2 separate regions of the Mus musculus genome follow, and region 2 is linked to region 1. The links are chromatin loops, found by intact Hi-C in ENCODE. Cell type or tissue: heart. All regions are shown on one strand. Links, peaks and the distances in the headings refer to the core of each region. The heading gives the core; the rest is flanking DNA.

Region 1 (8,087 bases), core at 3,413-5,912:
GGGAGCAAGCCGAACAAATAAAATAAAATAAAATATAGGTTCTAAGGAAAAGTAGAGCACCGTGAAGTGGATTGGACCTAAATGCCCTGTTTAGATATATTAAATGAATGAATGGAGTGGTGACCTCTGGACAAGATTCCACCCAGCTAAGCTTATTGTTTATACTTTTGTACTTAAGAAAACGGATAGTTGTATCATGTTAAGTGTTATTGTGAGCTGGCTGTTGTTTTCATTTAGACATAAGGAGACATGATTGTATGTCAAATTGACAAAGAGTGGATTATAATGGCTATTGTCAACTGTCAAGTTAAGTTACTATATCTGGAATAAACTATAATCCAGAAATGGAGGGCATACCTGTGGTCCAGATCTTGAAGCTAGAAGACAGTCTGATTAGGAGTATCAGATTAGGCAGTAAAGGAAATCATTGAAAACAGGAAACTCGTTAAACTGTGTTCCAGAGAGAGATCACATTCTGGCAGCCAGACTTAGTGATGTGTAATAATCCCTCAGATGGTACTGGCTTTGAATGAATGAAGGAATCCTGAAGAATAACTGAGGGTTGGCACTGAGAGAGGGAAGGGCCATTGGTGGAGTTGTAGCCTCATGGGAAGTTGAAAGCCCAGGACTGAGGGGGTCATGCAAAAGAGTTGATGCATGTCACCATGAGGAGAGTCTATGAAAGGCTATTGGTGAAATTGTAGCCTAATTGTAGTGGAAGATGTCAGCACCATAGTATGACCACTAACAACTGAAGTACAAATGGAGTGGAGCCAGCCAGAATCTAAAGGGCTAGAGATCACAAAGCTGGAGAATTGAACTGAATTCTTTGGAAGAGCCCAGATTGTGGATCCCAGATGATGCAGACTTTGAAATTTGCTTTTAAACATTGTTGACATGGTGATAGACTATGGAGACTTTTCAAGATTGATGAAATGCATTCTCCATTATGTTATGGCCATACAACTATGGGGGCCAGGGCCTGGTATGTGATAGTTTGTAGAAGTTTTGCCCCCATAATCTCATGTGGTTAAACATTTGGCCCAGAGGGAGTTTCACTTCTAGGACTGGAGCCTTATTGGAGTCGGTGTGGACTTTTAGAGGAAGTGTGTCACTGTTGAGGCAGGCTCCAGGATATATATATATTTTCAAGTCCCGCCACCTATCCCCAATATGGGATATAAGCTCCCATAAGTCTATTGCCTTTGGATCAAGATGTAGCTCCTTCTCGGGCATCATGTCTGCCTTCATGATGCCATACTTTCCACCATGATAATAATGGAGTTAACTCCTGAAATACAAGATAGCCAATATTAAATGTTTGCCTTGTAAGAGTTGCCTTGGTCGTGGTGTCTCTTCACAGCCAAAAAAAAACCATAATGAAAACATACAGGTTGGCACAACCCCCTTGTCCCCTGAGAGGTATATTTTCCCTTCACCGTCATCTGAAAACTCCCTGACTGCAACTTACAATTAACCAGGTGGATTGCTAAACCGAGAGTGTGCAGGTAAATATTTACTGACTTGAGAGAGATGATATGGTAATCTGGATAGAGGGAACCTTGGCTAAAAGTGAACTTTATGGGATAAGCCTTTAGACAAGTCTATGAAGTAGTACAAAGATTAATGGTTATTTGGGGAGACCTCTGGCCACTGTTGGGCTTTGCATAACTGGAAAAGTGAACCTTGCTTTGTTTGGCAAGGAAACTGAGATATCCCTCGATGAGCTGGAGGAGTGGGTAGAGCCTGAATGCACATGTAGATGAGTTTAAACAAGATAAAATAACCACCACAGAGGTGTGAAGATAGACAAAAGACACATGTTCATTAAAGTAAACTTTGCCATATACACCAATAGATAGTACAATCATTACATTTTATGAAGAGGAATAAGAGAAGTATGTGGATGTATTATAAAGTCATATAGTGATGTTCAGTGATCAAACTTCTATGAAGTCACCATTTGTTATGTAATCAGCTCAGTATGTCTTCCAAGAAGGTATGGAAGTATCTACACATCTCATGTACCTTCCTGTAAGGGATGTAGTTAATGACAGGACCTGTAATGTATTGAGGGAATTGGTACAGGCTCAGGATGGTAAACCTAATGAGTATTGAGAACTGCTCTAGCAAGGAATGTATTTCAGTGGATTTTTGCTTATGACTGACAAATGGGTCTAACTTGTAAATGAAAACTGATAGTTTTTATTCATTTATGTATACATATATATATATATATACATATAAAAGAATATTCCTTTTAAAGATCATTTTTTTTCCTAAACATGAAACCTTTGTTTTACTTCTTCTTATTATTATTCTTGTTCCAGACAGGGTTTCTCTCTATAGCACTGACATATCCGAAATCCACTCTATAAACCAGGTGTCTCCAACTGAGAGATCCAACTCTCTCTGACCAATAACTAACGGAATTGATTGTATGTAGCATCATAAACAGTGTAAGTTTATTTAATTAAATATTTTATTTTACTTTGCTAGAAGCTTGTGTGTGTGTGTGTGTGTGTGTGTGTATCTATTCTACAATAGATTCGTGATGATTTATGAGCCTCGTGGTGTCAAAATATGGTATCTGATCCTCTAGAACTGCTGCTTGTATGTGCTTGAGAGTCATCATGTGCCTGTTAGAAAACAAACTCATATTCTATAAGACATTAATTACTCTTAGCCATGGAACAATCTCTTTAGCCTGTAAGCATAGATTTTAAAGTGATTTTGCAAAAAATAGAACCTACTAGAGTATGTTTCAAAGAGAGAAAATTAAATGGTCAAGATGTAAAAAAATGATAGTAGGCAGTAAACTTAAAACTGGGATCATGGTCTAAACAAACATATTAGTCCTGAGACTCTGGCTCCAGTAGACTTTTCCATAACTATGCCTGGGTTCCTAATATTCTGCTGAATGAGGCTCCTCTTTGATGATATGTTCAGGTTGTGACTACACCACCGTAACTCCTCCTCCTATTGAATTATACAGCCACAATGCACAGAAATGGAGACTGCAGAAGACTTGTAAATGGATGCTGCATCCTCACGGATGAACACATCTCATGTGAATGACTACCCTCTTACAAATGTGTGCATGAAAAGACACAAACATACATGTATACATATACCATACACACAACTAATTTAAGCTTACCCTTGACTAGCTTACAAATAAATAAGACTCAGACTATGGTTATTTCCATTGGCTTTGACAATTACTGGGGAGGGCAGCCCTCATTTATTCTTCTAACTGCTATCCTGGTGTCCTCCTTTCTTCCCGATGGTATACCCCAGATACTTGCTGTTTCTCATGGCCATGTCTCATCTTTGAGACATGGCATCTTTGTCCTCTTTCCCCATTCTTCCTCCTTTTCCTGGTCTCTCTTCCTTCTCTCTCTCTTCTCGACCCTCTACCAGGTAACTCAAAACCCACCTACCTGTAATTTCTCCAGTAATTGGCTGTAGCCAATTTGATTTAACTAATAGTATTAAATCAAGGAACAAGGTTTGCACAACAGAACCTTGTAAATGTGAGAAGTCTGTGGTAGGCTTAGATCTTCGGGTATAGAATTTAGCATTACATACATAGCAACAGACCAGACCTCAACACATAACACATATTGGAAAACTAGCTATGCTGAGAAATAATAACTTTTGTGGCTTCTGACAATGCCCTTCACTGCAGCATTCAGGAGGAGGACAGACCAGTCATGATGCTTGCCAATCAAGCACAGGTACACACACGTACTGCTCCTTGCCTCTAGTTTCTCTGAGTGAGCAAATGATCTGCATCTCTGGATAAACATACTCCTGAAAAAGAATAGGGACTCTGCACAGTCTTTGCGCTGAAACGGGTTCCTTTTGGATCATTAGGATTCCGGGAAGTATGAAGCCTTTTCTGTAATGGAGTTTGTAACTTTGACTCAAGTATGAACTACACAGGAATAAACCTTCCCATGAAAAGGTAGGGATTCTCAATCCTGCATGTTTCCAGTGTAACTTCTTTATTACAGTGACTTATTTGACAGTAATATGAACATATATCTGATACCTTTGTATTCAAGGAGAAAACACTCAAGTGTTCTATTTAGAAGGGAGGGAAGTTCAAGACAGATAACACTAATGTTCAAATATTTTCAAATATGACCGATGACAGGATCAGTGCAGAGACAGGAAAATCAATAAGAAACATCAAACCTAAGGCAAAGGGAAATCCTGTAAGTGCACAATGGCTCGACAGTCAGTACACACACCATTGTGATCCCAGGAACTCTGCCCCTCCCCTTGGGAGACAGGAAAGCCTGTACTAAGAAAACATCTGCTGGTGACTAGATTTGATCTCCAATTCTTCTATCTTAAGCGACTAAGATGGTTTCAATAGAATCGTAAAGAGATAATGCTCACTCCTACATTAACTTCCTGCTTCCACATTCTTAAATAAAGCAGATCATGAAAGCATGAATTTTTCATTCGTGAATGATTCTATACATAGATCAGAGTTGTAGCAGAGATAACATGGAAACGTGATGAACGTGATTACTGTGAAAGGCTCATCTTACAGGCAAACATTTCGTGCCATGACCAAGGATTTTAAAAGAGCCCAAATTCCATGTGCATGCCCATGTGCAGCTGCTCTCAGTGGACTGTAATCCAGGCAGTGTACAAAAGCTCTTCAGTGGGTTCCCGGAAGTCCTTCCAACTGACTTGTGGGAAATGTAGTCCCATCGCCTGTGACGTCATCAGAAAGAGCTGTCAGCAACAAAATTCCGTATTCTTTCTTCAAACTTCGCTTCTTCTCAAATTTGTGCAGCTGTCCTGTTGAGCGCTGCATTTGGATTTCTGCCATGGAGGTTGGTGCAGGGAACAGCACCATCTTGCAGATCTGAAGGACTGTGCAGGGTGGCGGATAGGGCACAGAGAGTGCCAACTTGGGCTTGTGAGACAGGAAGCTGCTGACCTTGAGGTGCTGTGCTGACCTAGGCTGGGCCACTGTCCCTGGGCACAGGTTTGAAGAGGAGAAGGTTGGAAACAGCAGGATGGCAAGGGCAGGCAGGGTCTGCTCACTGCCTGTGCCTGAGATGCTGACGGGAGCTCACGCATCTTTGCTGGGGAAACGTGCTCTGCCTAGCTGACGGGTTCTCCTGTGGTGGTTGTCAGATTCTTAGGACATACAGAACACGTGGACATCTAGCGCCCCATATACTTTATGTCCTAGAGATTACTCCTGGTTTGAGCTCACACAGCTTCCCAAAGGTCCTAGTGTCTAGGGACAGAGAGTCCTGTGACGGTGATTGTTGTGTGGGTTGTTAGTTACTTTTCCTTTGGAATGAATTGTTAGATTTATGGATGCCTTGGTTAGAGTGGGAATTTCCAATAGACATCTCTGTGACTTGAATCATCACAATACATGGCTATGTAGCCACAGAATAATCTTGTAATTGGTATGAACCTATGTTTGCCCAATCCAGATAATTATGGATTTTGCACATCAAATTAAAATCGCTAGACAGCAGTACCTCAACGGTTCTGAGTATGTGTTCTGTCCAAATTTGGACTTCTTTTCAGATGAGAGACGACTTGGTGTGATGAGAGATTGCTGGGTGGGGCTGGAAAGTCTGAAAGGGAAGAGGAAAATGGCTCTGCTCATCTGCCAGGCTCTGTAAATTGTTCTCTAATCTGCCAGGCTCTGTACATTGCTCTCTAATCTGCCAGGCTCTGTACATTGTACTATGTTTTCTTATCACATGATTTTCTTCTGTCTCTTCACATTGTCAGCAGCGTCTGAACTGTCCTAAATTTAACTGTCTTAAATATTAAATTTTCTGTCCCTCAATGTGACATTCAGGTTTACTGAGGCACCTTTAATAGTTTTAGGAAGAATTCCCCAAGTTTTTCAACTGCTTTGGAACAGCTGGAATATAAATTTGGAAAGCTGTTATACATTTGGGGTCTAATGATTTTTCACATAGGTTCCTGTCTATGCATAGTTCTCCTCCTGAAGGGTTAAGAGAATAGTTTAGTCCAGAGCCATTTGAATAGCCTTGATCTGAGAACACAGATTTACTTTAATCCAAATTCTATGCTCCAACATGGAATCAGTTTCATGGTTTTACAGAACAAAGAATGTCATTAACCAAGGAAAATTTAAAATACTTTGGTGTGAGTCGATAGAAGCATGTACTACGATATATGGGAGATATTCTATTCACCTAAGATACCATCTGCTGAGATTTTAGCTTTTGGATTCATAGAAACTTATGTTCTCCCTTGTCAGTGGATTCTGGGAGGTTTTTATCTATTGTCATAAGCTATGTGGTCCACTATAGAGTGAGGCAAGGACTGACCCTGAAGGTAAAACCAGCCCAAGGTAAGACAGCTAACCCTGAACCTGCAGAATTCCAGGCTCTGCCCCTCGGTGAACTTACACGTGGGCCATCAGACTCTGCACCCACAGACTCCTTACAAGAGTTTTGCATTCACAGAATACACACAGATTTTAGTGTGTGTGTGTGTGTGTGTGTGTGTGTGTGTGTGTGTGTGTGTGTGTGTGTGTGTTTCAAGATTTCTCCTCCACAGCCGCTCCCCCTATCTCAGGGGATCTTGCTTATATTATCACTCTTCAGTCAAACCAAGTGTTTGTGAGCCAGAGCTGGAGCCTGACCTACAGCATTCAAGTCTACTGTCAGGAAGCATGGGCTTCAGACCACCTTGTCCTAGCTACTGGAATTTTCAATGAGTTTGCAACCATATCTAGAATAAATAGACACTTCCTAGTTAATGTTACATATAACAGTTTATCAATTGGGAATTGTGTGCTGCCTTGTGCAACAAAACACAGTCCTTATAATATAGAAAGAGTACATGAGCATCGTCACATATAACTTACAGGCACCAAATATTTATTTATATGTATTTAAAATCAAACAGCCTAATTATTGAAGAGTGAACTTAAGTATATTCTATGATTCATTTCTGTCATCTCTGTGTTTTGAGGAGGAGTCAGGAGTCCTGGAATTCAAAGTCATCCTCTCCTTCATAGCCAACTCAAGGGAGCCTAGGCTACGTGAGACTCTGCATATTAAAAAGATTCTTAAAATGTTGTTCTTTGGGTGTTATAATAACTTCTTCATGTTCCTTTCACTTCTGAGCACCAGGGACCGGACAGAAATCCATCCAATTGACATCTTCTAATTATAAAGATGTTACATGGTATAGCATTGGAAATGTAAATGAGCTAAATACCTAATAAAAAATGGAAAAAAAAATAAAGATGTTACAAATGTGCTTTAAGAAGTTCTATGGGACGTACTTGAAATCTTAAATCCACATTTTCACTAGCATCCTTTTGTTAATGTTGGAGATTAGGAACTTGTTTCCATTTACCATGTGGGGAAAGGTTCTCCTCTTTGCCTGACTTGACTCTTCCTCTGATTTTCAGGAAAGATTAGTTATTGTTGCATATTCTTCTGTTTTTTTTTCCTGTCATGACCTCATGGGGATTTCTAATTTTACCTGAATTTTTCCTGAACAACTTGACACTCTGCAAATGGAAAATGACCACCACATCTACCACTATCCATCAAATCTGGTATCACCGACATCCATGCAGTAATGTGTCCTGGTGGAATACCCTCTTCTTCCTCCAGGAGGAGTCAGTCTCCTATGCTGTGCAGTCCTGACTTTTTCCTCGAAGGCTCTTTTCATTTCATCCTAATGTTACTGTGAGTGATGATATGAATGAAGGACTCACTGATTTTAACAAAGCCAGGCAGGAACCTTGTCACGTTTGATAAGTCATTTATGGAAAACTTTGAAGTGTCCTGTGTTGGGTGATGTCATTCAGTTCCTGGTGATAGTTGTGTACATGTCAAAGGTCATGAAATGAATACAAAAACCTTATTTGTGCTGATTTTGATGGGCATCAAAACAAGAAATGAATAACCCCGAGATGCATAGGTTGCTGTCAGTTTCTGCTTTTAAGTTAAAATATTTCAGTCAGTCTTTTGTGCCATGGAAATGTTAGTGATCCCCAAAAACACACAGGAGCCAATCTGATGCAACTCACAGCAGGGTCTTTATTC
Region 2 (8,087 bases), core at 2,971-5,470, 420 kb before region 1:
GAAGCCCTGAAATTGGCAAAACAGATTTTATTGTTAGTAGATGTAGCTTCACTGATCTAGAAAAATAGAGGTGCACAATGCTCTGGTGGCTCCTTGAACCCATGTGTATGCCAATGTTCTGGCCATTCCTTGAACTCAGGTGTGTGCCCTCTGCTGCACCTCACTGCCAGGTGTTTGTGATATTGGTTGCTGGGATAGAGTCGGAAAATCTCCCCAGCAACCACAGCTGAGGCCAATCCGGAGTTACTACACCTGCATTAGACTCTTTCCTTGTTTCCCTCCCATTCCCATTTCTTGAGAAACATTGTTTAGATCTGGAAATCCCCTACTTCCCCCTTTTTCTTCCCCCCCTGAGGGCCTATAAAAACTGGGACCCCTTTCCCCTTAGGATCGACTCCTCTACCCCTGTGTGGAATACGAGTCATCCCCAGAGCTCTGGCTTTCCCTGAATAAAGCCTCCTGTGGTTTGCATCAAGCTTGGTCTCTCGTGAGTTCTTGGGGGTCCGCTATTATACCAAGACTTGAGTGAGGGTCTCCCTTCGGAGGTCTTTCAGTGCTTTAAGACACAGAAAGATGTATGGACTCTTTAAAATGAACAGATTCGTGTAATCATCAAATGTACAGAGCAAAGCATGTGACGTTTATGTTCAAACTAAAATTATAATTACATCATGTTTCCAAAGTCATTCTATATGTGTTCTAACATGTTTTTTCATGCTGTATTCCACTTTCTCAGTCGTAATGTTACGGAACTTTTGGGAAGAGTTAATTATTCAGAGACTGTGGCCCATCAACTTTTAAAGCTTTATAAAAGCAAAGTAACATTTAAAGTAACTCATGAAGTGACTTTCAAAGAAATTTAGGGGAAATTAATTGGATTTTTCCTTTTCTTAAATTAACCACTGAGGAGCTTAAGTCTTATTTGACATACTTAAAGGTGACTCTAACCCCCAACCTTCTCACTTCTGAACTGAGGAAGCAAAAATGCATTAATAATTATGGAACAGGCTATTAATAAATGTAGCCGCCTATGGCCATGTGAACTGGGCTCCCCGGAAAGGCGGGCTGGGGCTGAAAGAGATCAGACAGCGAAAAGAGCAAGGCCAAGACAAACCTTTCTGTTCAAAGCCTCTGAAGTTTACTGAGAGTCCGTGCTTATAAATAGTGTAGGCCCATCCCCCGCCAGCCCATTCTTGGTGCCTGGAGCCAGCCCTTAGGAGATCTCCGGAATATCTCAAGGACCTTTCAGCAGGAAGCAGAGCCTTGTAAAAAAGCAAATAGAGCCATCAAGGTCAGAAGGCTCTACCCTAGGTAATCTCCTTCTTAGTGGCAACAAGGTCAAAGTATGGATCAGCCTGCTTCAAGGCTGAGGGAGGCTACAAATAAACAACAACTACAGAGGATAAAACTTGATGATGTGAGCCGGGCGTGGTGCTGCACGCCTTTAATCCCAGCACTCAGGAGGCAGAGGAAGGCAGATGTCTGAGTTCGAGGCCAGCCTGGTCTACAGAGTGAGTTCCAGGACAGCCAAGGCTACACAGAGAAACCCTGTCTCAAAAAACCAAAAACCCAACCAACCAACCAAACAAACAAACAATCCCAAAACTTGATGATGCATGGGGCTTTATAGTACTGACTACTGTTCATACCCCTACAGGAGGGTTATGGCAAGATGGTCCTTTGGAGTCTATCCATCAACCTGTCACTCCTAGATTACTCTGGTGACTCACATGATTTCCAAAGGGTTCAGGTGCAGTAAGGAAGTAATGGGTATAACAATGAACAACTGACTGAAGTTCTTTTACATTCAGAAGATTGGCAGATTGTGTGAATTAGCTTTACAGGCCAGAGTTTACACCATTTGTCCAGTCATCCTTTGTTATGATTTTTGAAAACTCTATGGATTACCTTTCCATTTTAGTATTCTGTTGATCACTTGCCCAGTGCAGCTTTAGCTTTTACTGACGGATCTGCAAAAGGCAAGCCTGTAGCTATCACTGAAAGAACCTAGTGGGGAAACCCACACTCTGTTCATGATTCGGCGTGGAACCAAAAATCACGAAAATGACCGTCTTGATGTAAACACACGAAGTAGTTTAATGACGGAGCTCAGGACTGACATGCATCTCACACAGGAGGTAACAGATATTGGCCACTAGGCTCGAAAGCTAGAGGTTTTTGTAGAAAAAGGGTCTGGAACTGGGGGAGGAATCGGCGCAGTTACACACAAATGGGCAATTTAAACATCAGAGACCAGTATGTGATAGTAACTCTAAAGGGAAGGTGTTTATCTTGGTCGGCAGGACATCTGGCTAAAACCCAAACCATATCAGCAGGTGGTCCATTACTATCTTTAGCTTGTCCAGAGATTGTCCTTTCGTGCCTTTCTTATCTCAATGGATAGTTGGTTCCTGGGATGACTTTACAGCCTTTGTTCTTTGCTCTAAGCCCAAAAAAGCCCTCCTAACTAGCAAGCCACATGAGACATGGACCTTGAATAAACTTTCTGGCTAGGGCTTTAAACTCTTGAATTTAGTTTTCTTTCTTTCATCATTAGTGGAACCCCCTGAAACTCCTGCACTAATCGCTGTGATTTTTGCCTTTACTAAGTTGCAAAGCTGTCCTTTTAATCTCTACTTTGATTCACAATATGTAGTTAATCTTTTCCCAGCTATTGAAACCGCTACTCTGGTTCTAAACAAAGCTACCATATCTTCACTTTTATTTAAGTTACAACTTTTATTTCAAAACAGAACCTCCCTGTGTTTTTTATAAGTCATTTATGGACACGCATTTATCTGGGCCCTTGACAGAAGGCAATTGGCTAGCTGATCTTGCTATACAACCTTATATTTGTACAGCTTAGAGCAAGCAGAAGCATTATGCTATCAAGTAGTTTAACAAGACAGGCTGTCAGGCAAGAGCCATTTGTCCAGAAACCCATCATTCTTTGCCTACGGGAGTTAATCTCAGAGGACTCAGACCTAAGGATCTCTGGCAAATGGACATTATGAATGTTCCTTCTTTTAGCATACGTTCTTTTGTCCACGTTTGTGCAGGAACCTTCTCTCATGCCATAGTCACCTGGGCAAGGACAGTATTATTAGAAAACAAACTCATGCTCTGTAAGAATATTACCTACTCTCAACTACATAACAATCTCCTTCGCTTACTGTAAGTGAACATAGATTTTAGAGGAATTTGGTCAAATCTCACAGCTAATCCAGAATGTTTGTATGGGTGAAACTAAAATAATCAAGTTTTTATAAAATGATAGTATGTCTGATAAAGTTGAAACTGCCAACATGGTCTAAGGAAACATATAAGGCCTGAGAATCAGACTGTGGTAAACTCTCCCTAAGTATGCCTGGGCCCCTAATATCATGCTAAATGGGGCTTCCTGTATGTTCAGTTAGGTTCTGCATGTTCGTTTTGTTCCTATACCATATTAGTTCCTCCTCTTCCTCTTGAATTAACCAATCCCACTAGGAGGAAATGGAAACTGCAGAACAGTTGAGGGTGAATGCTGCATCCTCACAGATCAGCACCTCCCAGAGGAGTCAGTGCCCTCTCAGGTAGGTTTACATGTAACAGACACAAACATACATGCACACACACGCACATGCACATGTACACTGGAATCCTAGACATGTCCAGAAATGCTAAGGCCTTATGGTTGATGACAGTGCCCTTCACTGCAGCATTCAGGAGGAGTACAGACTAGTCATGACCTCATTCTAAACAGACATGCCAATCAAGTGTTCAGGTGAATGTACTGCTTGACTCTAGTTTCTCTAAGTGGAGCTGTATCCCTGGGTTAACACACTGCCTGGAATACAAGAATTGATAGGAACTTCACATAGTCTCTGTTCTGAATCAGTTTCCCTGTGAATCAGAATGCATCACAGAAACATGAAATCTTCCTTGTGATGGATGGGGTTCATACCTTTGTCTCAAGCATGAACTGCACAGGAATAAACTTTCCTAAAGAAGTGAGGGAAGTTCAAGACAGATACCAAATATTAAATAGTCTGAAACATGAATGATGGCATGATCAGGAGAGAGAGGAAATTCTATAAGGAACATCAAAGGGAACAAGGGAAATCCTATAGTGCACAGTGTACCAAAAGTCAGTAGACTCACCAGTGTGATCCCAGGAGCTCTGCGCCTCCTGCTGGGAGATGGGGAGGAGGAAAGCCTGTGCTCAGAGAACACCCGGTGGTGACTAGTTTTGATTTCCTGTTCTTCTGTCTTAAGCACCTGAGATGCTGCATGTCAGGCGGGATCACCAAGCGTGGTTTCATTAAAGAAATGCTCAGTCCTACATTACCTTCCTGCTTCCTTATTTTTAAGTAAAGCAGACCATGAAAGCATGATTTCCCATGTGTTAGTATGATTTCATAAGTAGATTTGAGCTTTAAAATCACGTTTTAGCAGAAATAACTAGCATGTATAATTAACATTACTGAGAAAGGCTCGACTCACAGGCTAACATCCCTTGCTGAGACCACAGCACTTCAAAAGAGCCCGAATGCCCTGTGGCTGCCCATGTGCCTGTTTCTTTCCAATTTCACTTGCTCACACTTAGGCAGGTACCCAGGCAGTGCACCGAACTCCTTTGGTGTGTTCCTGGAAGTCCTTTACACTGATTTGTGGGAGATGTAGTCCCAACAATTATGACGACTCCAGAAGGGGCCGTTGGTACCAAACTTCCGGATTCGTTCTTAAACCTTGCTTCTCCCCAAAGTTAATCGAGTGTCTTGGGTTTGGATCCCTGACATGGAGGTTGGTGCAGGGAGCAGTGCGGTCGTACAGATCTGAGGGACTGTGCAGGATGGCGGGTCAGGCGCGGAGGGAGCTGGCTCAGGCTGGTTGGGAGACGGGGGGGGGGGGGGGGCGGGGGGCGAGGGGGCCGCCGACCTGGAGGTACTGTGTTGACCTAGGATGGGCCACTGCCCCTAGGAGCAGGATTGGCCGGGAAGAATGTTAGAGACAAGGGGATGGCAAGGGCAGGCTGGGTCTGCTGACTGCCTGTGCGGAGATGCTGAAGGGAGCATTCTACTTTGCTCTGCCTAGCTGACCCTTACTCATGTGATTGTAGTCTGAGTCCCAGCACTTACAGAACTTCCGGAAGTTCCAGGGACAGAGAGTCTTGTGAGGGCGACTGTTGTGTGGGATGTTAGTTTCTTTTCTTTTGGAATGAATTGTTAGATTTATGGATGCCTCGGGTTGAGTAGGAATTCCTAATGTACACCTCTGTGACCTGAGTCGTCACAATACAAGGCTATGTAGCTACAGAATAATCTTGGAATTGTTTTGAACTTATGTTGGCACAATCCAAATAATTATGGATTTTACACTTAAGCTTAAAATCACTAGACAGCAGTGCCCCAATAATACTATCTGAGTATATTTATTTTTTCAAAATTTGGACTGCATTTCTGATAGGATAGTACACTTGTGTGATGAGAGAAAGATCGCAGGGAGGGGCTGGAATGCCTGAAAGGGAAGGGAGAAAATATCTCTGCTAATAGGCCAGGCTCTGAACATTGTTCTCTTACCACATGATTTACTTCTGTCTGTTCACATTATCAGCAGTGACTAATCTCTTCTAAAAGTACTCTGTCCCTCAATGTGGCTTTCTGGTTTACTGATGCTTCCTGGATAGTTCTAGAAAGGATTCCCCAAGTTTTTGTACTGTCTTTGAGAGACTGTAAGATAAATTTCAAAAGCTGTAGCACACTTGGGGGTCTTAAGGTTTACACATAGTAGGTTCCTGTTCATGCAAAATGCACAGTTCTCCTCTTGAAGGGTTAAGAGAATAGTTTAGCCCAGAGCCATTTAATTGGCCATGATCTGAGAAGACAGATTTAGTTTAGTGAAAATTCCATACTCCAACTTGGAAGCAGTTTCATGGTTTTACAGAACAAATAATGTCATTAGCCAAGTAAATTTTAAAATACATTGATGTGAGTCTGATAGAGGTATGTACTGTGAGACATGGGAGATGTTCTATTCACCAAAGATACCATTTGATGAGATTTTAGCTTTTGGACTGATAGAAGCTCATGTTCTGCCTAGTCAGTGGATTCTGGGAGTTTCTTTTAAACTATTGTCACAAGCTGTGTGGTCCACTACAGAGTAAGGTAATGACTGCCCTTGAAGAGAAAACCAGCCCAAGGTAAGGCAGCCAACCCTGAACCTGCAGAATTCCAGGCTCTGCCCCTCCGTGAACTTCCACATGGGCCACCAGTCTCTGCACACACAGACCCCTTACAAGAGTTTTGCATTCACAGTCAGACACTCATTTTTTTTTTTTGTTTTTGTGTTTGCTTTTTCAGGGTTTCTCCTCCACAGCCCCTCCCCCTATCTCAGGTGATCTTGCTTATATTGTCACTCTTCAGTCAAATCAAGAATTAGTGAGCCTGGCTCATGGCATTGAAGCTGACTCTAAGGAAGTATGGGCTTCAGACAACTCCGTCCTATCTACTGGGATTTTCAATGAGTTTGCAACCCTATCTAGATTAATAGACATTTCCTAGTTAATGTTGCTAATCTTTAGGAAAAATATAGGAGTATGTGAAGTCAGAATCCTGCCTTGTACATCAAAACACATTCCTTACAATGTATTGATGGTACAGCAACATGGGCCTTTATATATATATATATATATATATATATATATATATATATATATAATTATCAAATTGAGAATTGTTCTTTAAAGATCTGTAAAGAATTACGTGGGAATTTTGGTGAGAAGTGCATTGAATTTGTAGGTTGATTTTGCTAAGACGGCCATTTTCATTGTTAAGCGTACTTACCCTTGTGCATAGGGAACCTTTCTATCTTATGATATCTTGTAGTATACTAAGGGCAAATGCCAGCATGATCTTTTATATTGTTGTTGTTGTTGTTTTTTTTTTTAATGAAATCTAGTCATATGGTTTTTAGGAAAAAAATACAGGCATGACCACCAGTCAGCCACATGCTGCAAAAGTGATTGTTGTTTTATTAGTTTTGTGTGTCTGACTTAAAACAGCTTCCTTTATTTTTTTCCATTATGAAACAGCTCTATATTCCTTAACCCAAATACATTATTTTTCTTTATATTCTTCTTTTTGGTAATTTTGAGGTCATCTTAATGTGGTTACAAGTGCATGTCTTTAGTTTGAATGAGTTTTTAGTGACATCATAAAAGTAAAAGACTTAGGGAATTGCGGTACAGTTTCTCTCTGTTTTGCTCCTCAATTCACTGCTTAATTTGTGATATTATTCAGTGATGTTACAGCACGCAATATGGTCATTAGTGAAAACATGGATGATGTTAGATTTGTGAGCACAGAACAAAGAGAGGAAAGGCAGGAAAGAGGCTGATAACAACAGATGAGGATGCTTGTTAGTACACACAGAGACGGGCAGCGACTCTCCTGGGAACATAGTGGAGAAACCTGGCTTGAACCTTTTAGAGACACAGGTGAGAGGCTTGGGAATGAGGAAGTGGGTGCTACTCTAGGAGTCCATGCAGAGATGAATCACACACGGATGGTAATGAGAGCACAGGGTACCTCAGAAACAGCTGCCTTAGGGCAGATATCCCCAGTTGCAGGAGAAGTGTTGGATCCCCCTATAACTGCAACATTGACTCCTTCATGGCACTGTATCCTGTGTCAGATTTGCCTGGCGAAGTCCACTCCTGGCTGAAGACAGAAAACTAAAGTTCCCATTGTCCTTTTGTGGAGCCTCTGAGACAGTCTTGGGTCTGTGTAGATTCCCACAGTGACTCCACTTATTGCTAAATTTCCTATTCATACCTTGTTAATATACTGTGATTATATTGTCTACGAGCTCTTCATATATCTACCCATTGGCTGCTCAAACTCAGACCCTTGGTACGCTGTCATTTGCATCTCTATGTACATGCTCAGGATGCTGACCTCAGCCCAGAGGTTCTCATCAGATCTGCATTTTCAATGGATTTGTCATTGTGATAGTGCATATTGGTTTGAGAAGTACCTTCTCCGTCACAATGGCTCTCTACTGTGAGAAATATGCATAATGTGTGCTGTAGTATAATACTAGCAGGG

The links. Peaks named below come from ENCODE experiments on the same cell type or tissue, not always from the same donor. Only the 100,000 strongest peaks of a DNase experiment are listed, where the experiment ranks them.
Region 2: a loop joins it to region 1, with 2.1 times the contacts of the local background. A loop is called at or near these places in 3 of 42 quality-filtered maps.

Annotation. Positions count from the first base shown.
Region 1 is chr13:67,303,119-67,311,205 of GRCm38, reverse strand. It overlaps Zfp457 (zinc finger protein 457), which reads left to right and starts at 4,794. Exons shown (of 4, transcript NM_001003666.2): 1 at 4,794-4,856. The coding sequence starts at 4,851. In heart, for the core only: no CTCF peak of the experiment used is centred there; a DNase peak (open chromatin) is centred at 4,715; H3K4me3 peaks cover 1,524 bases; H3K27ac peaks cover 1,186 bases.
Region 2 is chr13:67,725,759-67,733,845 of GRCm38, reverse strand. It overlaps Zfp65 (zinc finger protein 65), which reads left to right and starts at 4,673. Exons shown (of 4, transcript NM_145622.2): 1 at 4,673-4,785. The coding sequence starts at 4,780. It overlaps Zfp85os (zinc finger protein 85, opposite strand), which reads right to left and starts at 4,584. Exons shown (of 3, transcript NR_027969.1): 1 at 4,144-4,584. In heart, for the core only: a CTCF peak has its summit at 4,169 (motif pointing left); DNase peaks (open chromatin) are centred at 4,655 and 4,935; H3K4me3 peaks cover 1,266 bases; H3K27ac peaks cover 909 bases.